2 separate regions of the Homo sapiens genome follow, and region 1 is linked to region 2. Evidence: chromatin loops called from intact Hi-C (ENCODE). Cell type or tissue: mammary epithelial cell. All regions are shown on one strand. Each heading gives the region's core, and the rest is flanking DNA. Links, peaks and the distances in the headings are about the cores only. Region 1 has its middle 17 kb from the start of AP1AR. Region 2 overlaps AP1AR (adaptor related protein complex 1 associated regulatory protein).

Region 1 (2,933 bases), core at 137-2,636, 52 kb after region 2:
GTCACATCATAAAGCATACAAATTTATAGGGTTTGAGGTATATGGATTTTTTTTTCAGTGTATAGAGTGACTTGAAATATACTACAATATTTTCTGTGGTAACTTTTTAGCACATATTTTCTGATAGAATATAAGATGGAAGCTGGAATGGCACAATAGTATGCTTTCCATTTCAGACATATCAAGTCTGAGGGGTCAATGAGAAACAATACGACAAAGTCCAGAAATCTACTGGAAATGTGAAACTACACTGTGGGTAAAGGTGAGGCCTACAGACACTAGAGTTGGAAGTCAGGGCAGAGCAGCAGATGAAGTCAATAAGAGAATATGTGGAAATGGAAGAGAGGCCATGTGGTGTGAAGGGAAGATATATAAAGTATCTGCCATAGTGCTTGGCATGTGCTGTGCACCTTATACATGGTAGATGCTAACAGTGGATCTGCAGCTGAGGAACACTGGGATTACATAAAGGAAAAGAAGCCAGTGAGAGTGAATGTAGCGACATTTTAGGATATAAGGTAAATATACAAAAATCAATTATATTTATCTATGTACTAACAGTAAGCAGTTTAAAATAGAAAATTTAAAAATACTATTTACAAAAGAAACAAAAACCATGAAATACTTGGGATAACTCTAAATCAACTTCATTATTTTTCTCCTTTCATCTTCTATTTCTAATCCCATTCCCTCTCCTCCAGACACTAGAATTAATGCATGTAACATATGCCTTTACAATATGCTCTCCTAATACTTATTTGGACATATATGTATCCTTGAAAAAATACACAGTGGTCTTCCTGTGTATTTAATTTTTTTAATATAATTAGTGTAATTCTGGCCTTTTGTAATTTGGCCAATGTGTTCAGACAATTAAAAACTTACAAAACAAACAAAGTAAAACAAGACACAACCCCAAGAAGTTCAGGAAGTAACTGACAATTACTATATTGGAAGAAATAGTCATATACTTGTTATTTTGTTTCTATTATACTCCCTGGAGGCATTTGTTTTACATTTTTGGGGGGGAATTAAAGCTGTTTAAAGAATTTTCTTTTTTAGTGCTATACTGAGAAGTAATGGCAATATAGTTTTTGTCTTTTGTTTTTTTGGTGGTTTTGTTTGTTTTTGTGTTTATTTTGAGAGCTGGGATTCAGTTCTGAGGATTGCCTACAGGAAGACAATGCAGAAATACTCATGGACATTTCCATGACATATTTAGGAAGAGCTGCCACCTGCAGGTAAAAAAATGAAATAAATGCACTGGGCCTTTTTTTTCTTTTTGAATGAATGGAATTCATTATCACTACTTATTTTTCTTTATTTAAAATAATCTTGCTCCCTCTTTCTCCTGCCAATTTATGAATCTTTCCTGCCTCTCCTTTTCTTAATTCCCAATTCTTTCACTTTTTCTTTGGAAGAACATCATTCTCCTCACCTCCTTCATTCAGTCTACCTTCTACTCCACCAAAGACACATATGACAAGATGTCTAAAATACAGTGATTAATTTAGGGATTTAGTTTTAGTTTCAGTTTTCACACTTAGTATGTTAATGGCCCTAGGCTTTGTCACACATAAAACATTATCTTAGATTTTAGCCTCCAAACATTAGGAATATGCTTATTTGATTCTTTTTTTCTTGCTTTCATAGTTTTTTTTAAGTCTTACATTCAGCTTTCAGAAGTATCACTTTAGAATGGATTCACTATAAGGTCATAAACTTCTTTTATCATTTCTCTTAATCTCTGGGTTTTTCTGAAATTAAAGCTCTATCAATTCTTTCTTAAAGTTGTTTTTTTACTCAAGGCTATTTTTCTTTTGGTCTACAGTTAGATCACAGCTACCTGCATGAGGCTGCACTGACTGGATTTAAATATTCTAGTATTAGTTTCTATTACTTGTTTTTAAGTGGAAATAGCTTAATTTCCAATTAAAAATTTGTTCAAGACCTAAGAGAACTGTACTTTTACATTTGTATTGCTACATTTAAAATGAAGCAATATGTGTTAGTCACCCCTCGGTACGGTATGCTGACTAAAAAGTTGATTTCCGCATTTTAGTGGCTTAAAATAATAAACATTTACTTTTCATTCACAACACAATCCACTATTAGGACACCCTCTTTCTTCTTGTAGCTGTACCAGCTAGAACATGTGTTGTTCAAGGTTGCCATTGCAAGGAAAAAGAGGGATAAAAAAAGGCAACTTAGTTCTTAACTCTTTTATCATTTATGTGACATTCATTACTACCACTTACATTTTATTGGCCAAAAATTGTCATAAGTCCCCAAAGGAAGGCAGTGAAATATACACAAGCACATGGATATGTGATGAGAATTAGTAATCTTTATCACAGTACTTTTCTTGTTAGTCTTTGACTTTTTCTCACAGAGAGTAATAATATATGAAATGGAGAAAAAATTTTGAAACAAAAGAATTACAATCCGATCATATAACTTTCAAAATTAGTAAAGTAAGATTCAGAGGCAAATTAATACATATATTAGGCTTATTTTTAAAGCATAAAGTATACTCATACGAATCAACTTATTTTAAAGGGATTTGTAGAGATTTTAAAATACATCCACAAATTCTTTGCCATTCCTCCCTTCTAAAGGTGGAGACTGATTCCTCTCTCTCTGAGTATGGGCTGCACTTAGGGACTCACTTCTAATGAATTGAGTATGGTGGAAGTGATAATGTGCAGCTTCCAAGATGAGATCATAGAATGCTTTGTGGCCTGCTCCTTGCTCTCTCTTTCAGATCACTGGCCTGGGGGTGGGGCGGGAGCCAGGTGACAAGTTGGGAGGATACATGAAACAGCTCTATGTGCAATGAGGAACTGAGGCCTACTGCCAATAGCCATGCACGTGAGCCTTTGTAGAAATGGATCCTCCAGTTTCAATCAAGGCTGTGAATGCCTGCAGCTCTA
Region 2 (2,933 bases), core at 111-2,610:
ACAGATAATAAAGCTATATTTAAAAACTCCCAAATTTAGCAATGTAGTTTTTATTTAACTATCAGACTTGATGTGTGAATTAACTTAAAGACCCAGTCCCATGGAGGCCTTCTTAAGGGAAATTGTTGGGTTCTAACCCTGAAGTATGCCTCAGATAAAAATAAATATTAACAGTCACCAAAGGGCAGTTTTGATGCATCGATTATCCGATAAGATGAAATTCCTGAAGACTCATAAATAAAACAGAATGGATGGAGGATTTCAACTGCTGTTAGTCTCATATAGCCAAGTTAGTATGTCTGCCAAAGTCTTTTCCTACCCACATAATTTCATTTCCCAGAGAATGACAATCACTCTAATGATAACATGTACTTTTCCAGCATTTACTAGGTTCCAGTTAATGTGACATATATGCCACAGATATGAACTGATTTAATCCCCAACAACTCTATGGAGTACAGTACTATCATTATTCTCATTCTATAGCTGAGGTAACCGGGACAGAAAGGCTAAGTGATTTGGGTAAGGTCACACAGCTAAAAAGTGGTGAAGCAAGAATTTTAATCCATTCAGTCTGGCTCCAAAGTCTGTGGTATTATGCTCTTCTGACTCTACCACAACAGAGTAGAGACATTTCTATGGGAAACTGTTCTAGATCTAATTCTGAACAAAATGAAATTGGTAAAGTGAAAGTGTCAATAATCTTGAAAGGAAAAAATAATGTCATTTTACTGGCAGAAGGAAGGGAGACAGGACAGAAAAGAAATTTGAATCTGTAAGTACAGAATCAACATTGGTAACAGAATTAAAATCTAGGATTCACAAAGAGATTGTAATATTCCCAGACACATTTAATGATTTTCTTTTTTGACCTTAAAGCTCAGATCCCACCATAAAAGAACATTTAAATCTGTATCACCGTTGTCTGTCACTCCTGAAAAATCACAAAGACTCAACCCAGTAAAACAAGTTATTTCTATAGATAAGAAAAAAATATGAGCTAGATACTAATATAACTTTGTAGATCTGTATCTGGTGGATTTGTTTCTGTGGATTTATTTCTAAGAGAAGTTATATTTAACTTCTGGCTTTGGACTGTCCACAAGGGGGTAGTAATCCTTCATACTGAGTAATGTCATGGGCTTGGATTACAAAAACCTTAAAGAAATCGACATTTATTTTCTAAATCTAAAGAAACATTAAAAATTAAGCAATTTTCTAAAAATTTTTATCAACAGAGATCATCACCAATACAATAATGGTCTAAAAAGTGTTTATATGATTTTTCAAGGCCTTGAATTTATTTCCATTTAAATAAAGACCAAGGTAGATTTACATAAATCAACACAGATTACGTTAAATTTTTCAGGTAAAATTGTGAATTATAAAATACCTTCTTCATCTTCCCACTCTAGATCTAAGGATGTGCTGTCGTCATTTCCACTAGTTGATTTAGTTTTGGTCATTAAATCACAACTGCTTTCTGTATTTGGTGTCAAAACTGTAGCATCTGATGAGAGTCCTAGAATATACACGAAATACAATTGAATACTCTCATCTACTCTTCCACCGCAACAGCCGTTTTATTTTGTAACAATTATCTGTCTCTAAATATTATTATTATTACTTTTAGCTTCATAAGAAATAATTCTGGAAATCATTTTATTGGTAAGTTTCTGTTAGGAACAGTATAAAGAAACTTTTCTCTCTTTTTTTTTGCCATCTAAGCATAGCAAACATGCAAATATAAATGATTATAAACTTTTCAAATATGATTAACTCTAGATAATATTTTTAACAGTCAATTACAAAGCGGCACAAAAAACAATGAACAAGAAAGATAAAACAAAAAGCAACCTATATTTTCAAAAGGAACCACTACCATACTATGCTTCCAGTATTGGGAAGCATAAGAGTTTTTGCTTTTGAAACCTGAGGAAATATTTTAATCTTATAAGTCAATCTGTAATAAGTAAAAAATAAGTACACTTTTCTATTACTTCCTCCCACCTTTCCTTTCTTTTTTTTGGAAAGGGAAGGGTTAGGATCAGAGTAGAAATGGAAAAAGGAGTGCTTGACTTCCTATATGGATCTACAGAAATAGTCTGAGATTTTTCTTTGCTCCAACTTCTTTTTAAAAAGAAAAGATGAGGTTGTATAATTAATGACTACCTAGGAAATTGACCTATCTGGGAATTACAAATTTAAGAACAGAAAGTTCTTCTACAGAAACAGAGCCAGAATCTCTACTTATCTGTTTACTGTGGCATAAAAAGTACAGAAAATACTTTAAAAAACTTACTACTACTTCGAAAAACTTCATACTGTGACTTCATATTTCTCAAACAAGATTCGAAGTCATCTTCTGGTCCTGAACTGTAATAAAAGTGAAATAATTTTTTAATATATTCATGGTAGCTGCAATATGACAAATATATAAGCTAATGATGGCATTGTGGCTTGAAGACCTATGTCATACAAATTCATAACTGCTGTACAATTAGAATAACCTAATGAAAATAGTTCTTAATTTTCTTAATACTAAAATGAAACTGAAAATAAGAAGATTTTCATTAATCCTGAAGTCCAATCTCCAAAGCTTAGCCATAAGTCCAACTTTACAATAATGAATCATGAACAATATTCTTTGAATGAGTAGTGATACTTGTGGAAATGTGACACTGAAATATCTCTTCCAAAAAATGACCACACATAAACTTTATTATAAGAAAGAGAGGGACTAAGGAAAACACAAACAACTGGGGTATAAACAACTCACCCAAAGGCATTCAGCTATTGTATCACATCTATATGGGAAATGAGACCACTCTTAAAAATGCAATAAAGTCAGTTTAAATTAATAATAATGTTTCAACTTAAATGTTCTCAGTTTTCTTCCAAGACAATGTCTTTTAGAAGGAATAATTTTTAGG

The links. Hi-C counts contacts between places; a loop is a spot of excess contacts. Peaks named below come from ENCODE experiments on the same cell type or tissue, not always from the same donor. Only the 100,000 strongest peaks of a DNase experiment are listed, where the experiment ranks them.
Region 1: it touches region 2 in a loop (15-fold over the local background); 11 of 110 quality-filtered maps call a loop at or near these places.

The regions. Positions count from the first base shown.
Region 1 is chr4:112,213,177-112,216,109 of GRCh38, reverse strand. No RefSeq gene overlaps it. Among named protein-coding and RNA genes, the nearest start is that of AP1AR, 17 kb to the left of the region's middle. RefSeq lists a silencer at 2,583-2,877. In mammary epithelial cell, for the core only: a CTCF peak has its summit at 1,223 (motif pointing left); a DNase peak (open chromatin) is centred at 2,109; H3K27ac peaks cover 810 bases.
Region 2 is chr4:112,265,177-112,268,109 of GRCh38, reverse strand. It overlaps AP1AR (adaptor related protein complex 1 associated regulatory protein), which reads right to left. Exons shown (of 10, transcript NM_018569.6): 8 at 2,303-2,376; 9 at 1,394-1,522. Among named protein-coding and RNA genes, the nearest start is that of TIFA, 19 kb to the left of the region's middle. In mammary epithelial cell, for the core only: a CTCF peak has its summit at 1,112 (motif pointing right); no DNase peak of the experiment used is centred there.